2 separate regions of the Homo sapiens genome follow, and region 1 is linked to region 2. The links are chromatin loops, found by intact Hi-C in ENCODE. Cell type or tissue: MCF 10A. All regions are shown on one strand. Each heading gives the region's core, and the rest is flanking DNA. Links, peaks and the distances in the headings are about the cores only.

The links. A loop is a pair of places that touch in the nucleus more often than their neighbours do. Peaks named below come from ENCODE experiments on the same cell type or tissue, not always from the same donor. Only the 100,000 strongest peaks of a DNase experiment are listed, where the experiment ranks them.
Region 1: it touches region 2 in a loop (6-fold over the local background); 7 of 110 quality-filtered maps call a loop at or near these places.

The regions. Positions count from the first base shown.
Region 1 is chr22:35,838,357-35,847,213 of GRCh38, forward strand. The region is part of intron 2 of RBFOX2 (RNA binding fox-1 homolog 2); the gene reads right to left. It also overlaps the pseudogene RPL41P3. Among named protein-coding and RNA genes, the nearest start is that of APOL5, 120 kb to the left of the region's middle. In MCF 10A, for the core only: CTCF peaks have their summits at 625 (motif pointing left) and 4,830 (motif pointing left); DNase peaks (open chromatin) are centred at 665, 2,185 and 4,805.
Region 2 is chr22:36,061,319-36,070,175 of GRCh38, forward strand. No RefSeq gene overlaps it. Among named protein-coding and RNA genes, the nearest start is that of RBFOX2, 37 kb to the left of the region's middle. In MCF 10A, for the core only: CTCF peaks have their summits at 4,887 and 5,088; a DNase peak (open chromatin) is centred at 4,663.

The DNA of each region.
Region 1 (8,857 bases), core at 221-8,220, 220 kb before region 2:
CCAGAATGTCACAGGTCCAGGGCAGAGGACCAACATGGGCATTTTGTTTATGAGCAAGGTGGGTCTCAGAGGTGATCGGCGATCAGAGGGCGATGAAGTTCTAGATCCATTGAGACAAGTTCTAGACAGTAGCATGCAGTCCCACAACTTGTACCAGCATCCCCAGCGTCTGGCATTCCATGTTTCTGCTCCTGTGGCCTCCACGGTGCAACAAGCTAGCGGTTTACTTGGACCTCTGCCTCATCTTTCTTCTTTTGCGCTTCAGCCTGCGCATTCGCTTCTTCCTCCACTTGGCTCTCATGGCACAGAGGTTTCCAAAAAAATGGCGCTAAGGCCGAGAGCATAAAGCAGTATTTCAAAAGAGGTAATTAGACTGATGATGAGGGGATAACACATGGAAGAGAAACATTTCAAAAGCTTCTCCGCTTTTCCAAAAGAGGAAGGAGTTTGTTGAAATTTTCTAAACTCAGATTTGGTGAAAAATTACTTTGAAAAGATATATTTGAAACTTCTTTCCTCTGGGTCCCAATGGGAAAATATCCCTACAGGTTTCCCTCCTTCCAAACAGCACTGCAGGGCATTATATAACTAAACAGGATTCCAGCTCCTAAAATGATGCCTCCATCCTGATAACTAGCTGGCTCTCTCGCCCTCCGGTGGTTACTGGGAGAGGAAGAGAAGAGAGAACACAAAAAAAGGGCAACCTCCTTAAAAGGAAAGCACTGTCCAGTGATGAAATTTCCACAGAGCATAGAAACCTGGAGTGAAACTGATCTTAAGTCTGAGACTAAAGGATTTGAATGTCCTACAGTGTAAATGATTTCTCATTGATAAATCAGAGCCTCATCATTTCCTCTTAACCTATACATAAAGGAAAAAGGGTAATGGAGCGTACAGAAGGATGCTAACAAGAAAAATTGCCTTGCCAGGGAGAACTGTGGAAGAGCATTCACCTTTCCATTTGTCAGGAATGACTTGCTAAAATGCAGATTAGATATTGCCTGGCATAACCAAAAAGAGGCAGGGAGAAAGAGGGGAAAAGGATGAGGAGAGAAAGGGGGATTGAGGGGGTTGGGGGAGAGAGTGAGTGGGAGTGGGAGAGAGAGAAGAGAAGAGAGAAAAACGAGAGGGGAGACAGAGGGAGGAGAGGTATCTTCCATTTCCTACTCTCTCTCCTTCAAATGTATTTTAAAGCCTGTGTGATTGTGATTTATACATTCAGATTCGTTCTCCTGTCAAGGAGGGCTCTACCTGCCTCTGTCACACCTGAATGCTCCTACTGAAAATTTTCTTTGCCAGTAACAAAGGCATGAAAATGAAACATTCTTTTCTAACCTTCATTTTTAATAAGCAGTTTAGAGTAACAGCAAAACTACAATTCCATAGCCAATCCTGAGAAACCAAAGTGAACAAGGAATCAGATTTCCCTATAACACAAATTCTTCTGAAATTCTTAAAAGGAATCCTGCTCCCCTCTTTTTGGCAGTCTACAAGAATCTCTTCCTACCTCTGCAGTCTTTCTCTCCCTCCCTCTTCTCAGAACCAAGACAAAGAGGTAGACAAATCCCCACAGGGTCTTTCCTGAGCTACAGCTGCACAGTACAGGAAACAGGAATCTGCTATGGAGTTGAGGGAGGGGGAAGAAAGGATACGGATACATAACACACACATAAACGGACTCAACAGACACAGACTTTTCAGCTGATAACAATAAATCTGGTCTGTTCTAAGAAGACAATAATGATTAAAACTCTTCTTACTATACTCCACCCTCAAACCTTTATTTAGATCCCAGAGAGGAGAAAAGAAACATGCCGAGGAAGCACAAATCTTACCTGAGTTACCATTTTCTTTTTCTCCATAAACCAAACGGATAGATGATAAACCTTTCAAAGCAGCCGTGCTGGGGCACACCTCCACAGCTTTCTTTTCCACCCCCCTCCCCCCCCAATCTAGCTATTTAAGGGTGGGTAATTGATCTCTCTTTATACCGTTTTCCTTCCTTTTTCTTTCTAATGTTTCTTCCTTTCTTTTCTCTTCCTCTCTGGCAGTCTCTCCCCCTCCTTCTTTCTCCAGCTCCCTCCCATATCTCAGGCAGATGGCTGAAGGAAGCCCCACCCCTGAATGCCTAAGGTAATTAATCAGAGTAGAGCCCCACCTCTTCCTCCTCCCCCCACCCCCTCCCAGCAGGCTGACATCTCCCAACTCCAGAAGCAGGCCTGCTGGAGAATGGCAGTTTGGTGTACGCTGTGCGCACGCGTGTGTGCGTGTGTGCGTGTGTGTGTGTGTGTGTGTGTGTGTAGGGGGGAGGAGGTAGGGAGGGGCAAGCGCCATGTGCTGGCATATTTTAAGGATGCGATGATGGAATTAATTATATAGCACTGGAAGCATTCATAGCAGCTTACTATAGTTCATACAGATTTAAGAGATTCCAGCCATGAATGTCAAATAAGAAATGAAACAAAATTATTTTTAATATTAATAAAACATTTTTACTGATGTACAGTTTATAGATGCAGTGGATTTAACAAGAAAGATGTGAAGAAGTGAAAAGCTATTACATGACCACTAACTGGAAGGTTTTTCAAGGAACAGGAATATGCAAGAACTTGCTTGTCCTGGAAGACCAAACCAGCCTAGTGAGAGCAAAGGACTAAAAGAGAGGACACAGGTAATGAGAGGTAATTTAAATGATTTTTTTCCTACTATAAAAAATACCTGGAGACTCTGAAAAAGGTGTCTACAAATATGACTGCTTAAGAAACTTAAGAGATACACAAAGGTGCATGCAAATTTGCTTAAGGCTTCCAGCTTCAATAAAATTTTGGTTAACTGAAAATTCACCTTTTGTTTTCTCCAGCCTTCTATGTTTCAGCCTTTATTGAAAAAGGTAAATCCTTTCTTATATATACCCTAGAAATTTGTGTCATTATTGTAAATAGTAATTGTTATAGAATGCTGTAGCTACAGGTTTAGGAGAATACTGACAATAAGAGTTTCTTTAAAGTTCTCTTATTAAAATAATATAATTAAAAAATGCATCAAAGATGTGGTTCAGTCCAGAAGTTGGTCTAATTCTGCCCTTTACTAGTGATCTTGGAAAAATCTTTAACCTCTGAATATAAACTTCATAATTTCCCTATTTTATATTATCACACATTCAAATAAAACAATTTATAAAATGATGAGTTTATCAGTTGTCTCATAAAATTAAGATTTTCTAATTTTTTACAGCATTCTAATAAATAGCTCATTCTGAAGGATTTATGAGATATTTTAGTTATGCTATGTATTTTTAGGATATACTTTCTAAAAGACTACCCAAAGGTTAAAAAGATTAATTCCAAAATTAAGCTTCCCATTTTTAATTTTTATCTATTTTTATTTTTTACAAGCCCACGGCTAACAACACGAGCTCTCCATTTAAAAAATAAACATCTACAGAAATCTAAATTCAAAATAACAAATCACACTGAGAATACATAGTTTTTTGCTGTCTCCATAAGGACTGTTTGGCAACATGCAGTACCAGGCTTTTAAAAATGTTCTGTATTGGCCAGGCGCAGTGTCTCATACCTGTAATCCCAGCACTTTGGGAGGTTAAGGCTGGTGGATTTCTTGGGCCCAGAAGCTCAAGACCAGCCAAGGCAACATGGCAAATCCCTATCTCTATTGTGAATTCAATTTTTAAAATTTTAAAATTAAAAAAATGTGTTGTATAACACCATTGGCTGGCACACTGCCAATACAACATCATTACACCCGCTCCTAAATTAATAATCATTTTAACAATTCTGAAAGGAACACAGGAAATACAGGACCATCTGTGGAACCTGGAGAAACTGATGTAACATAGTATATCAGGCTCTATTCTGTGCATTTTACAGATATCTGTATACTTGTGGCATAATCCATAGTAATAATTTTAAAAAGAATGAGATCTTCAAATATTAGGAAAAACGCTGAGTAAAGTAATATAGATAAGTACTAGGCCTGTTCTTATTTAACACTTTTTAGAAGTGACCTGGAACACAGAATATATAGTACTCTCTGAATTTGCAACTGAAAAGCCAATCAGAAGGAGATAAAAAGCAGTCAAATTTTCTAAAGACAAAGTGAGTAAGCAGAAAATGGGCAGGTGAGTTTCACTGGAAGCAAGAGCAACCCAGTGTATTTTTGGAAAAAATCTTGAATCATACTAATGGGATAACTGTGTTTTCAGTTCTAATAATTGAAATAAACCTCAGAATCACTGTGTATCATTCTCTGAATCCTCTGGTTTATTACACTATTCTTGACAAAAAGCCTGGGGCACTAAGAAGATAGCATCTCCCCCACAATGTCCCCCGCCCCCATCCTTAGAAAAGCAGCAGCTACCTTGACACTTAGGTGTGACTGCAGCCTCCATACATCATGGAAAGAGACAAGGCCCCAAGGAGTTTTTTTGTTTTGTTTTATTTTGTTTTTAAAGAAAAGGGCAAATGAGGGGTCCCCACATGCAAAAAGTCCAAGACTAGGATAAAGGTTTCCTCAGGCCAGGAATTCATGCTACTTTTCTACATTTAGAACCAATATTTTACAGTGCAAATAGGCTTAAAAATTTATTACAGGAAAGAATTGGTACAAGCTTAAAAAAAATGTTACAATGATTTTTATAAACTCACTGAATGACAGGCTCATAGTGAGGTCTGACTGGCACAATGATATTTTGAAGTGTGTCCCTGGTATTATAGAGGACAATTTGCTCCCTGGTGTCCAAGAGAGAGAAGAGCAATTGAGCAGCCTGGGTCTGACCCAGCAAAACTGGAGTCCCCTGGTGGCTGAATGTGCCCGGTAATGTACCAAGGAGAAAATCATTTTAGGACATTTCCTGTATGTGTGTTTGGGAGGAGAGAGACAGGCAGGGGCTGGGAAGCTTTGGAACAGGGTGGGCACGATGAGATGTCAGCTAATGAAGGAGGCCCTGCCTTCTCCATGGACAAATCCCCAGCTTTCAGGACAGTGTCTGGGACGTGGTAAGTACTCAAGAAATATTTATTAAATAAACAAATGAAGGAAAGAGGTACTTCTCCCTGTAGTCTCAACTCTTTGAGTGTTTCATCCAATCTCCAGAACCCCAGCTTCCTTTCCTCCATACTACTCAATTGAAATTTACCTTACTGAAGTCACTGAAGACCTCCAAATCATGGCCAAATTTAATGGACATTTTATGTCTTCTTTGATTTGTCTGTGGTATTTGGCATTCCCTCCTTTGGGAAACTCTCACTCTTAACTTAAAATGATACCAGTCTTTCTTAACTTTCCTCTTTCCCTGTTCACCCTCTTCTCCATCGTACTCTTCTTCCTCCTCTACCATCCTCTCAATTGTTGTTGTTACTTGCAAGGTGTCATCCTCAGATCTCTTTTTACTGCACACCAGAGGTTCTTAACCCAAAGTGCATGGTTCCTAACACAGGCACCCCAGTAGAAATTTTTCTTATATGCATTTCCACGCAGAGAGGATCTGTAGTATTTATCAGATTCTCAAAAGGGTCCAAACCTCAAAGAAGTTAACATTGCTGACCACACTTGCTCAAGGTGTTCCAACTCATTCTATCACTTCAGTTACCAAGAATTTACCCTGACGGCTCCCACATTTCTATTTTTGAGCACATACATCTCTTCTGAACACCATGTTTCTATTCTTTTTCCCTTGAATATGGCCGACTATATGGGTTATTCATCCTTCAAGGCTTACTTCAGAAATCCCCTACTCCAGAAAGCCTTTCCTGACCCTACTTGCTCCCACATCTGGTTTAGGTACCCTTATCTGTGAGCATACTTTACCTTAGCACCTAATCCATGGTACATAACGGTTGGAGTTACTGTTCTGCATAACTATGACTAGACTATGAGCAGTCTGAGGGTAGAAATCATGTTTTATACTATATCCCCAGTTCTTAACCCAGTATCTGAATACACAGTAAATGAATGTTTGTTGAAATCAAACAATAATGCCTTGATTTCTATTACTCTAGCCATTTATTTATTCACACATGGATACATCAGAATGAAGAGCACCTATGTAGTTATCAAAATATTATAAAAGCATTCTTTCTTCCAAGAGCGCACTTGGAGATATCTTCAAATTTATAAATTTACTTCACTTTTTTTTTTGAGGTGGAGTCTCGCTCTGTTGCCCAGGCTGGAGTGCAGTGGCACGATCTCAGCTCACTGCAACCTCCACCTCCCAGGTTCAAGCGATTCTCCTGTCTCAGCCTCCCAAGTAGCTGGGATTACAGGCACACACCACCATGCCCGGCAGTTTTTTTTTTTTTTTTTTGCATTTTTAGTAGAGATATGTTTCACCATGTTGGCCAGGCTGGTCTTGAACTCCTGACCTCAGGTGATCCAACCGTCTTGGCCTCCCAAAGTGCTGGGATTACAGGCGTGAGCCACCGCGCCTGGCCTTACTTCAGTTTTATTTTCAGTATCTTTCAGAAATCTGAAGCTGAAAGGAAGATGTACAAAAAGAGTGGGAGAAAGGCTTTATTTTCAATTTTATTAGAATAGTTCAGATTCTAGACAAAATAATACCCACTCATTTAAAAAAAATTTTTTTTAGGTGTTCTTGTCATACAGAAGTAACTCAGCTTCCCTACCTTCCACCCACATACCAGCACTGCTATAAAAGTGGATCTAAGAGTCCCTGTCTACAAGGCAGGGCTTGCTCCAACTTTCCCAGGCTGCCTCTGACACCCAAGTGAAAGGCAACATTAAAGGGAGAGCATTTCCTGCAATAATAAAAACTTGTTGGTATAAAGGCTCTTCACGGCACGCCCCCACACAATAACCCTAACTAAGTGTAAATAACAATTTACACCTAACAGATATTAAATACCTTTCCAGAAGCACCTCTAATACAATACCACTTTAATATCCTTTGCCCCAACATTCCCCTTAACATAAATGAAGTCAAATTACAGCTAACTCTATTATTTCCCTAACTTTATTTCTCTAGTTTAGGCAGAGTTCAGTCATATAGAACCCATTCACCATTCAAAAAAAAAAAAAAGTGAGTGTGAAATTTGAAATCAAATGCTTTAGATCTTATAGGCTTATAAAAAACAATCCTCATTTATTTCCTGTTCCCCAAAGTCAAACCTTTAGCACAAAACCACAAATAACATAAACTAAGACATCAGTGAGGCCAGGCAAATCAAAAAATTTAATTCACAAATTACTACATGTCTTTGGGTAACTTATTCATATCTTTAAGAAATCCCAAACCCCAGATAACTAGAGTCATACATACAACTGAAATTATGTGTACATTGTACACATCCCTGTGAGGGATTAAGGAAAAGGTTCTCAGACAAATATGAAAATGGATGGGATGTAAACAAATTTATCAATAACTGGGTTGTCAAGAAGATAATACATGATTAATCTGTGAAAATTGAAGACTGCTCTTTATCCAACGGCATGCCACGAATATGCCATGCCTCTATTATTAAGTTACAGGAAACTTTGTTGTCTTGTTCACCACTAATATCCCTGTGTCTGGCATAGTATCTGGCACACAGTAGGTACTCAAAAAACAGTTGGTACACAATAAACTAATTCAGAATGAGAAAATAAATTCAATTTATATAAATTATATAAACTTGCATGTTAATATAATTATATAAACTATATAAGTATAAACTATACTTGCATATGTTAATATAATTACATACACTATATAAGTATAAACTTGCATGTTAATATAATTACATAAACTATATAAGTATAAACTATACTTGCATATGTTAATATAATTACATACACTATAATTATAAACTTGCATATGTTAATATAATTACATAAACTATATAAGTATAAACTATATAAGTTAATATAATTATATAACTATGTAAGTATAAACTATATAAGTTAATATAATTACACAAACTATATAAGTATAAACTATATAAGTAAATAAATTTATATAGTTGTGTGTGTGTGTGTGTGTGTGTGTGTGTGTGTGTGTGTACTGCTTAACACCAAGGTCAACTTCCCATGAAGAAATGGAGAGCCTAATATACTCTACAGCATTTTGAGGACCTGAGCATACCTCAATATCAAAAGTGTCCTTTAGGCTGGGCATAGTGGCTCACGCCTGTAATTTGGGAGGCCGAGGAGGTGGATCACCCGAGGATGGGAGTTCAAGACCAGCCTGACCAACATGGTGAAACCCTGTCTCTATTAAAAATACAAAAAAAAAAAAATTAGCTGGGTGTGGTGATGCCCACCTGTAATCCCAGCTACTTGGGAGGCTGAGGCAGGAGAACTGCTTGAACCCGGGAGGCAGACGTTGCAGTGAGCCGAGATAACACCACTGCACTCCAGCCTGGGTGACAAGAAAGAAACTCTGTTTCAAAAGAAAAAGTGTCCTTTAGATAGGTAAATTTCTGTCTCTCAATTTTCTAGATGCCTAATATCCTTAAGCTGTCCTTGGCTACCCTAAACCCTCAAATCAGGAAATTTAGCTATACCTCCAATAATTTAAGACCCTGTTTCCTCTTCCTCCAACTGCCCCATTCACCACTTGGATGACAGGTTAAGTAAAAGTGCCTAAGGAAAACCTGTGATAAAAGACAATACCCTTAACTTGCAACAAGTTACATTTTAACCATCTGATCAGAGGCAGTAAATGTTTAATCTGAAAGACTGTCTATAAGAATAACTTCAGGAACAGTTTCTTAAATAGATTTGTCTGGGCAGGGAGACTACATTCATTGTCCCTTAAATCACAAGCAAGCCTGTATCTCCTTACTCTGCCTGATTTTAAACTAATTTGGCCAGACTAGGTTCTACGAAAATTATAACTAATAAA
Region 2 (8,857 bases), core at 252-8,251:
AAAATACAAAAAAATTAGCTGGGCTAGGTGGCGGGTGCCTGTAGTCTCAGCTAATCGGGAGTCTGAGGCAGGAGAATGGCATGAACCTGGGAGGCGGAGCTTGCAGTGAGCCGAGATTGCACCACTGCACTCCAGACTGGGCGACAGAGCAAGACTCCATCTCAAAAAAAAAAAAAAAAAAAAAAAGCAAGCTAGATCAATGGATTTCAATGTAACAGAGTAAGAAAAGTCTATGTATATTGAAGCCGTATCCCACATTGCAACTAACCTTTACGAAACTATCACTTGAGCTATCACAAGTTGAGTTTTGGTGTAGTATTAAAGAAGACAATTATCTGAAAGGCCATAAAAATAGCCCTCATTTTCCCCCAAGTACATATTTATGTGAGGGCCAATCTTCTCATAAACTTCAACCAAAACAATAAATTGCAACAGATTGACTGCAGAAGCAAAGATGAGAATTGAGATGTTTTCTATTTAAGCCAAACAACAAAAAGACTTGCAAAGCTGTAAAACAATGCCATGTTGCTCACCAATTATTTTTGTCTTGGAAGATTTAGCTATTTTTCGCAAAAATATTTACATGTAATGAGCTTACTATTTTATTTTATTTATTTATTTATTTTGAGATGGAGTCTTGCTCTGTTGCCCAGGCTGGAATGCAGTGTCACAATCTCTGCTCACTGCAACCTTTGCCTCCCGGGTTCAAGCAATTCTCCTGCTTCAGCCTCTCAAGTAGCTGGAACTACAGGTGCCTGCCACTATGCCTGGCTAATTTTTGTATTTTTAGTAGAGACAAAGTTTCACCCTGTTGGCCAGGCTGGTCTTGAACTCCTGACCTCAAGTGATCCGCCAGGCTTGGGCTCCCAAAGTACTGGGATTGCAGGCGTGAATCACTATGCCTGGCCTATTTTTAAATAAATAAATAAATATTTTGAAATATTCTCACTTTCAATTTCTAATCTGGTAAATGTTGATAGATATAACCTACATGAACAAAAGCTCTTTGGAGTCGTCAATAACTTTTTTCTTTTTTTTTTTTTTGAGATGGAGTTTCACTCTTATTGCCTAGGCTGGAGTGCAAATGGCATGATCTTGGTTCACTGCAACCTCCATCTCCCAGGTTCAAGTGATTCTCCTGCCTCAGCCTCCCATGTTGCTGGGATTACAGGCATGCACCACCACACCTGGCTAATTTTGCATTTTTTTAGTAGAGACAGGGTTTCACCATGTTGGTCAGGCTGGTCTCAAACTCCTGACCTCAAGTGATCCACCTGCCTCAGCCGCCCAAAGTGCTGGGATTACAGGCTTGAGCCACCGCACCTGGCTCTTCATTAACTTTTATAACTGTAAAGGGGTCCTGAGACCAAAAAGTTTGAAAACCATTGCTAAAATGAGCTACAACGAAAGAAAAGTCAGCGTCAGATTTGAACAAGAGGGGAGATTTTATACTAGAAAGATCCTTCTAAAGGCAGTGTGGAAGCAAGGCCAGAGTGGAACCAGGTTGCGCGCAGGTGCCCCAGTCAGGGAGTGAGACATAAGAATGGAAGGGGACTGGATGCAGTGGCTCATGCCTATAATCCCAACACTTCGGGAGGACAAGGAAGGAGGATTGCTTGAGCTCAGAGAAGTTCAAGAGCAGGCTGGGCATCATGGCAAAATCTCATCTCTACAAAAATTACAAAAGTTAGCCTGACATGGTGGCATACGCCTGTAGTCCAAGCTAATTGGGAGGCTGAGCTGGGAGGATCGCTTAAGCCTGGGAGGTCAAGGCTGCAGTGAGCCAAAATCACGCCACTGTACTCCAGCCTGGGTGATAGAGCAAGATCCTGTCTCCAGAAGAAAAAAAAAAAAGGCAATGGGATTGGGAATAGGAGAGGAGAGTATTTTTGCAAGGAACATTCTATAAGTAGAAATGACAGGACATGTTGGCTATCTGCCCACACTCACCCACCCATTGCTCCTCCCCATAGCAGTATCACTTTCATCTAAATTCCTTATAGTCTTGGCTGTCCTCTCTAATGGGCTTCAAGCTTAATGTGTCCCAAAATGGATTCTTGATTTCTCTCAATCTAAACTTATTCCTAGAGTCTTCCTCATCTAACAAATAAATACATATATAGCAACTCCATTCTTCCAGTTGCTTAGGCCAAAAACAATGAAGGCATTAAATCCAGCAGCAAATCCTGTTAGCCCCATCTTTTTTCTTTCTTTCTTTCTTTTTTGAGACGGAGTCTCGCTCTGTTGCTCAGGCTGGAGTGCAATGGCATGATCTCGGCTCAGTGCAACTCTCCCTCCCCGGTTCAAGCAATTCTCCTGCGTCAGCCTCCTGGGTAGCTGGGACTACAGGCATGTGCCACCACACCCGGCTAATTTTTGTGTTTTTATTAGAGATGGGGTTTTGCCGTGTTGGCCAGGCTGCTCTCGAACTTCTGAACTCAAGGGATCCACCAACCTCGGCCTTTCAAAGTGCTGGGATTAAAGGCATGAGCCACCATGCCTGGCCACCTCCATCTTTAAAATGTTCCCATAATCCAACCACTTCTCACCATCCTTGACTACCTCTCTGACCTCATCTACCACCCTCTCCCTTGCTCCCTCTCCTCCAGTCATGCTGTCCTTGATTATGCTAAGCACTCTCCTACCTCAGGGCCATTGCACTGGCTGTTCCCCCTGCCTGGATTGCTCTTCCTTCCGGATATCAACAGTGATTACTCTCCTACTTGCTTCAGATCTTTGCTCAACCGTCTCTTTATCAGAGAGGGCTTCCCTGAACCCATGTACACATTTCCTATTTGCATCTCTCTTTATCCTGCTTTACTCTTCTGGTTAGCCCTCATCACAACCTGATGTGTTACAGATTTATTTTCATTTGTTTGTATATTTTATGTTCCCCTCCAGTAGCATGTAAGCTCTATAAGAATAGAGACGCTTAGTTTGTATTCCTCAATACCTAGAATGAGCCCTAGCCCAGAGCAGATACTCAACATTTATTTTGAACCAATGGATGAATAATTTGACATTTACATACGTTTTTGTTTGAAAAAAGTTGAATACCACTAATCTTTGGACAAGACGATGGGAGCCTGACATAATCCCTGATGGCACCTGATACAATAGTTAACATGTACTGCCTTAGGTGTTTTTTAAGGTATTCTCTTATTCTTTCTCTTTCTAGCAACCTAGGACGCAGATGCCATTATCCCCATTTTACAGAAGAGGAAATTGAGGTAAAGAGAGATTACATAACTTGCCCAAGATCACACACTAGTTAGCATCAGAGCAAGAGTTTGCACCAAAGCAGCTTGGCCCTATAGTCCACATTCTCTCTCTTTTTTTTTTTTTTGGAGATGGAGTTTCGCTCTTGTCGCCCAGGCTGGAGTGCAATGGCTTGATCTTGGCTCACTACAACCTCAGTCTCCCAGGTTCAAGCGATTCTCCTGCCTCAGCCTCCCGAGTAGCTGGGATTACGGGCGTGTGCCACCACATCTGGCTGATTTTGTATTATTAGTAGAGACGGGGTTTTGCCATGTTAGCCAGGCTGGTCTCGAACTCCTCAGGTGATCCACCCACCCTGGCCTCCCAAAGTGCTGGGATTACAGGTGTGAGCCACCATACCTGGCCTAGTCCACATTCTTAAACACTCTGCCATGATACTTGGATCTGGAAGTACTCTAAACATCTAGTATAAAGGGGTTGGACCGTGATCTCTAAGATGCTTCCAGTTCTATGGGTCTGTGAGCTTGAGATTCTACTACTTAGAATATTCATTGATTATTGACTTAATTAGTTAGCTAATTCATTTCTTCAACACATATTTATTAGCTATTCACTACATGCTAGGTTCTGTGCTAGGCACTTCCCATATATTTTCTTTAATCCTGAGAAGTAGGAATTATGATGCTTATCTTACAGATGAGGAATCTGAGGCTTATAGAACTTAAGAATTTATCCAGGGTCCAGTTATTAGCAGGAACAAGATTCGAGTCCCTGTCTCAGGTCTGCTTTTTTCCAAAACTCAAGCTCCTTCCCTGACCCTCGCCTGCTTCTCTTCCAGCTTGCGGGGAGCTTTTGGGGCCCTACGTGCGTGAAGTTCCAATGAACCCACGGAGAGGCCTGTAGGGGCAGGGGACAGGGGGTGCCTCTTCACCTCTGAGGCAGGATTTCAGAGTCTGAGAGCACCAGTTTGGTCCAGAAACCCTGGCTGGGACGTTAGTAAAGGGGCAAGAATTCACAAACCCTCACGAGGTGTCACTTTTTGTCCTGATCCTCTCCTTTCCCTCCAGCCTGCTGTGGCCAGCGTCAACCACTGCGACATATAACATGCCACATCACCAGACAGGCCAGGCTGGGATCCCAGATAATTTGACAGCAGGGGATTTTCACCATCGGACTGCTTTCCAGTCAGGCAGCACTGAGGCTAATTAAAGCTCCCTCTGGGGCATCAGGGAGAAGGGAGGAGACAGGCACGACCAAATCTAAAGACATACTCGTCCGGGAATCAAGCGAGGGAGGCGGAGGTAGAAGCCTGGCTCGGAGGAGCTCACAGCGGGTCCTGCAGGCAGAACGCGGTCACGTGACTGATGTCCCTCCGGCTGGCAGCTAGCAATACCCCGGATTGCAAACTCTCGAGGTCTCCGCCCATTTCATGGCAGGAAATCAGCGTTTTCCAAGAACGCCCAGTGGCGCGGGCACGGGCCTGAGTCCCGCCGCCCACTGCTCTCGAGAGGCCGGAGCAGCAGCTCCGTGGCGCCCCCTGGAGGCCGCCCCTGCTGGCGCCGTCCCCCGGGTGTCAATAGGCCATGGCGCGCCTCCCTCTCGGTTGAGAGCTGTGGGAGCCCAGGACGTGCCTATTAAAGGTATCTTTTGAAGTGAGAGGGACAAGAAAACGCCTTCTCTTTATGTGACTCTCTGTTCCCCAGCAAAGTTGCCAGGGTCCCCAACAATCGTAGTTTCTCCTTCACGGGAGGTTCCCCTGACGTCCTCTAGAGGGCGCGCGCGCACGGCCAGGGCGATTTCGGGGTCCGCAGCCCACGTGCTGCGCGGTCTCTTCTCCAGGCCACCCCGCTTGTCTAGCTATGCGCTGGGGGCAGGGAAAGATCTCCCTGTAAGATCTCCCTTACATGTGGACATCTGAGAGCTGAGATCTCGATGACCCCGGAAGACCCTTACACCCGGAGTGGAGCGGAAGCAGGATGAGAGAATATTGACTGAGCCCTGCCAGCCACTGTTCTAAGCACTTTTTCCCTGTTCCTGCCGATTTGCTCCTCACAACAACCATAGGAAGTGGAGACTATGATTATCCCCGTTGCACAGTAAGGAAACTGAGGCAAAAGGCGGTTAGGTAACTTGGCGATGTCTCCCGGCTAGGGATAGCAGAATGGGATAGAAACGCAGGCCACGCGGTCTGGAGCGGTGGCTCACGCCTTTAATCCCAGTACTTAGGGAGGCCGAGGCGGGCGGGTTACCTGGGGTCAGGAGTTCGAGACCAGCCTGGCCAACATGGTGAAACCCTATCTCTACTAAAAATACAAAAATTAGTCGGGGTGGGCACCTGTAATCCCAGCTACTCGAGGCTGAGGCAAAAGAATCGCTTGAACCCAGGAGGCAGAGGTGGCAGTGAGCCGAGATCACCCCACTGCACTTCAGCCTGGGTGGCAGAACAAGACTCTGTCTCAAAAAAAAAAAAAAGAATAAAAAAAAGAAAGGCAGGCCACCCGGTGGTGGTCCCTGTGCTCCTCCCCACCCACCCCCGCACTGTGCTGGGCGGTGAGGAGGCGGCTGGCCCAGGAGGTGGGGGTGTGGAGTGGGGCACATCAGAGATTTCAAATTGACCAAGGTCTGTTTTGTGTCAGTTTGTCAGTTTTATGTGTCAGCTTGGCTAAACTATGGTCTCCTGTTATTTGATCAAACACTAATCTATTTTTTCTTTTAGTTTAAAAAATAATAATTAAATGAAAAAATCCTGGCTAATGTTTTTTTTTTTGTAGAGACAGGGTTTTGCCTTGTTGCCCAGGCTGGCCTCTGACCCTTGGGCTCAAGTGATCTGCCACCATGCCTAGCCTCAAACACTAATCTAGATGTTGCTTGAAGGCATTTTGTAGATGTGATTTGTCTATAATTAGTTTACTTCAAGTAAGGGAGATTATCCCAGATAATCTGGGTGAGTCTGAAAGACTTTATGGGTAGAACTGAGGTGCCCTTGAAGAGGAAGAAATTCTGCCAGCCAATAGCAATTTCAGCTTGTGCTGAAGAGTTCCAGCCTTCCTAACAACCAGCCCTACAAATTTCGGACTTGCCTAGCCAGCCCTGTGTGTATAAACCAATTCCTTGCAATAATCACACCTACACCCTCACCCCACCCCCCTCCCCAAATACATGTATATATGGAGAGAGAGGGAGAGAGAATATAAAATCATACATATATCATATATCTCCTATTTGTTCTGTGTCTTTAATTTCTCTAGTTGACCCCTGACTGATGCAATGACCCAAGAGCAGGCAGATGCCCGGGGGGCGTTTATGATACCTCTCCTAGGACTTGGCTCAATCTGAGTCCCTCAACGGCCATCTGCAACCCTGAGGAGGGTAGGAAAATCCCAAATTGACTGAGATTACATTTCCATCATCAACAGCAATGGAGAATCAATAAAGAAATTTAGTTCAGATATTGAAAAATGAAGAGGGCTGGGTGCAGTGGCTCACGCCTGTAATCCCAGCACTTTGGGAGGCCGAGGCGGGTGGATCACCTGAGGTCGGGAGTTCGAGACCGGCCTGGCCAACATGGTGAAAACTCATCTTTACTAAAAATACAAAAATTAGTTCTGGTGGGTGCCTGTAATCCCAGCTACTCGGGAGGCTGAGGCAGGAGAATTGTTTGAACCCATTAGGCAGAGGTGGCAGTGAGCCGAGATCACCCCATTGCACTTCAGCCTGGGTGACAGAACAAGACTCCGTCTCAAGGAAAAGAAAAAAAAAAGAAGAAAGTCACAGTTTTTGCACTATCAAGTTTATGTGCTAAGATTCATACCTCATTTTAACAGCCTACATCTACTTCTGCGTGGACCAGAAGGACAGAGCCACAATAACACTGACCAAACCATAGTAATAGCACAATCGTTGCTACAAAACATTTGCAAATAATCAGATAATATATCTGATTAGGGCCTTGTATCCAGAATATATAAAGAGCTCTTATTGCAACAACAAGTAGAAAACAGATCAATTTAAAAATGGGCAAAGGTAGGCCAGGCACAGTGGCTCACACCTATAATCCCAGCACTTAGGGAGGCCGAGGCGGGTGGATCACCTGAGGTCAGGAGTTTGAGACCAGCCTGGCCAACATGGCGAAACTCCGTCTCTACTAAAAGTACAAAATTGAGCCGGACGTGGTGGTGAGAGTCTGTAATCCCAGCTACTTGGGAGGCTGAGGCAGGAGAATCGCTTGAACCCAGGAGATGGAGGTTGCAGTGAGCTGAGATCTCGCCATTGCACTCCAGCCTGGGCGACAAGAGTGAGACTCTGTCTCAAAATAAAAAATAAAATAAAATAGGCAAAGGACTTGAATATCCAAAGAAGATAAACAAATGGCCAATAAGCAAACAATACTTTCAAGCACAAAAGATGCTCGACATAATTAGTCATCAAGGAAAAGGCAAATCAGAACCACACGGGACTCACTTCACATCCACCAGGATGACTATAGTCCTTACAGTAAGAGAATAGCAGATGGCAGGTATTGTGCTTTACTTGTATTAAGTAACTTAATCCTCACAGTAGCCTCGTGAAGGAGGGATGGCTATTAGCTCATTTACAAAAGAGGAACTGAGGCCTGGAAAGGTGAAATGATTGCCCCAGTGTTCCACGGCTGGTCAGTGGGTGTCAGAATTTAAGACCTGGGCTGTCTGCTTCCAAAGCTGTGCTATCCAGCTTTAATGACTGTGCTATACTGGTCTCTAGCAAAATTATTGAAAATTTCCCTCTCAGACCCACCATTTACCTTTATTGCTCCCAGAGACCCTCACATGTGCTCCTTAGCTACCAAAAACAGACTTCTTCTTTCTCCTGGCATTTGTCCCATGTCCTTTGGTCAGTCCAGAACTCACTAGGAGGCTCCCAGACGCTGTGTCCGTGTTTCTCCTCCAGACCGACGATGCTGCCTGTGTCACTGCCTCAGGGCCATGTCACTGCTGCTGCCCCACTGGACTCCCACGGTCCTAGCCACCAGCCACTCCCCTCCTTCTTCCTGGCTAGCAAGGTTTACTGACTACCATAGAGGCGGAAAATGCCAGATGCTCGGTTTCCCAGGTTCCCTTTACAGTTACAGGTGACCATGTGACCGTGTTCTGGTCAATGACATATAAGGAGAGTCTTCTGAGAAAGATTTTCTCTCCTGGCCAGAATAGAGAGAGAGGGTGAGGTAGATGGAAAGAGCGGGAAGCTGGGCGCAGTGGTTCACACCTGTAATCCCAACACTTTGGGAGGCCAAGGCAGGTGGATCACCTGAGGTCAGGAGTTCGAGACCAGCCTGGCCACATGATGAAACCTTGTCTCTACTAAAAATACAAAAATTAGCTGGGTGTGGTGGTGTGGGCCTGTAATCCCAGCTATTTGGGAGGCTGAGGCACGTGAATCACTTGAACCCAGGAGGCGGAGATTGCAGTGTGCTGATCATGCCACTGCACTCCAGCCTGGGCAACAGAGTGAGACTCCGCCTCAAAACACACACACACACACACACACACACACACACACACACACACACACAAAACAGTGGGAGAGAGAGTAAGAGTGAGGGAGGGAGCAAGAAAGCTAGAGTGAGGAAAGTTAACTTTTCTTGTTGTTCTGACTACTCCTT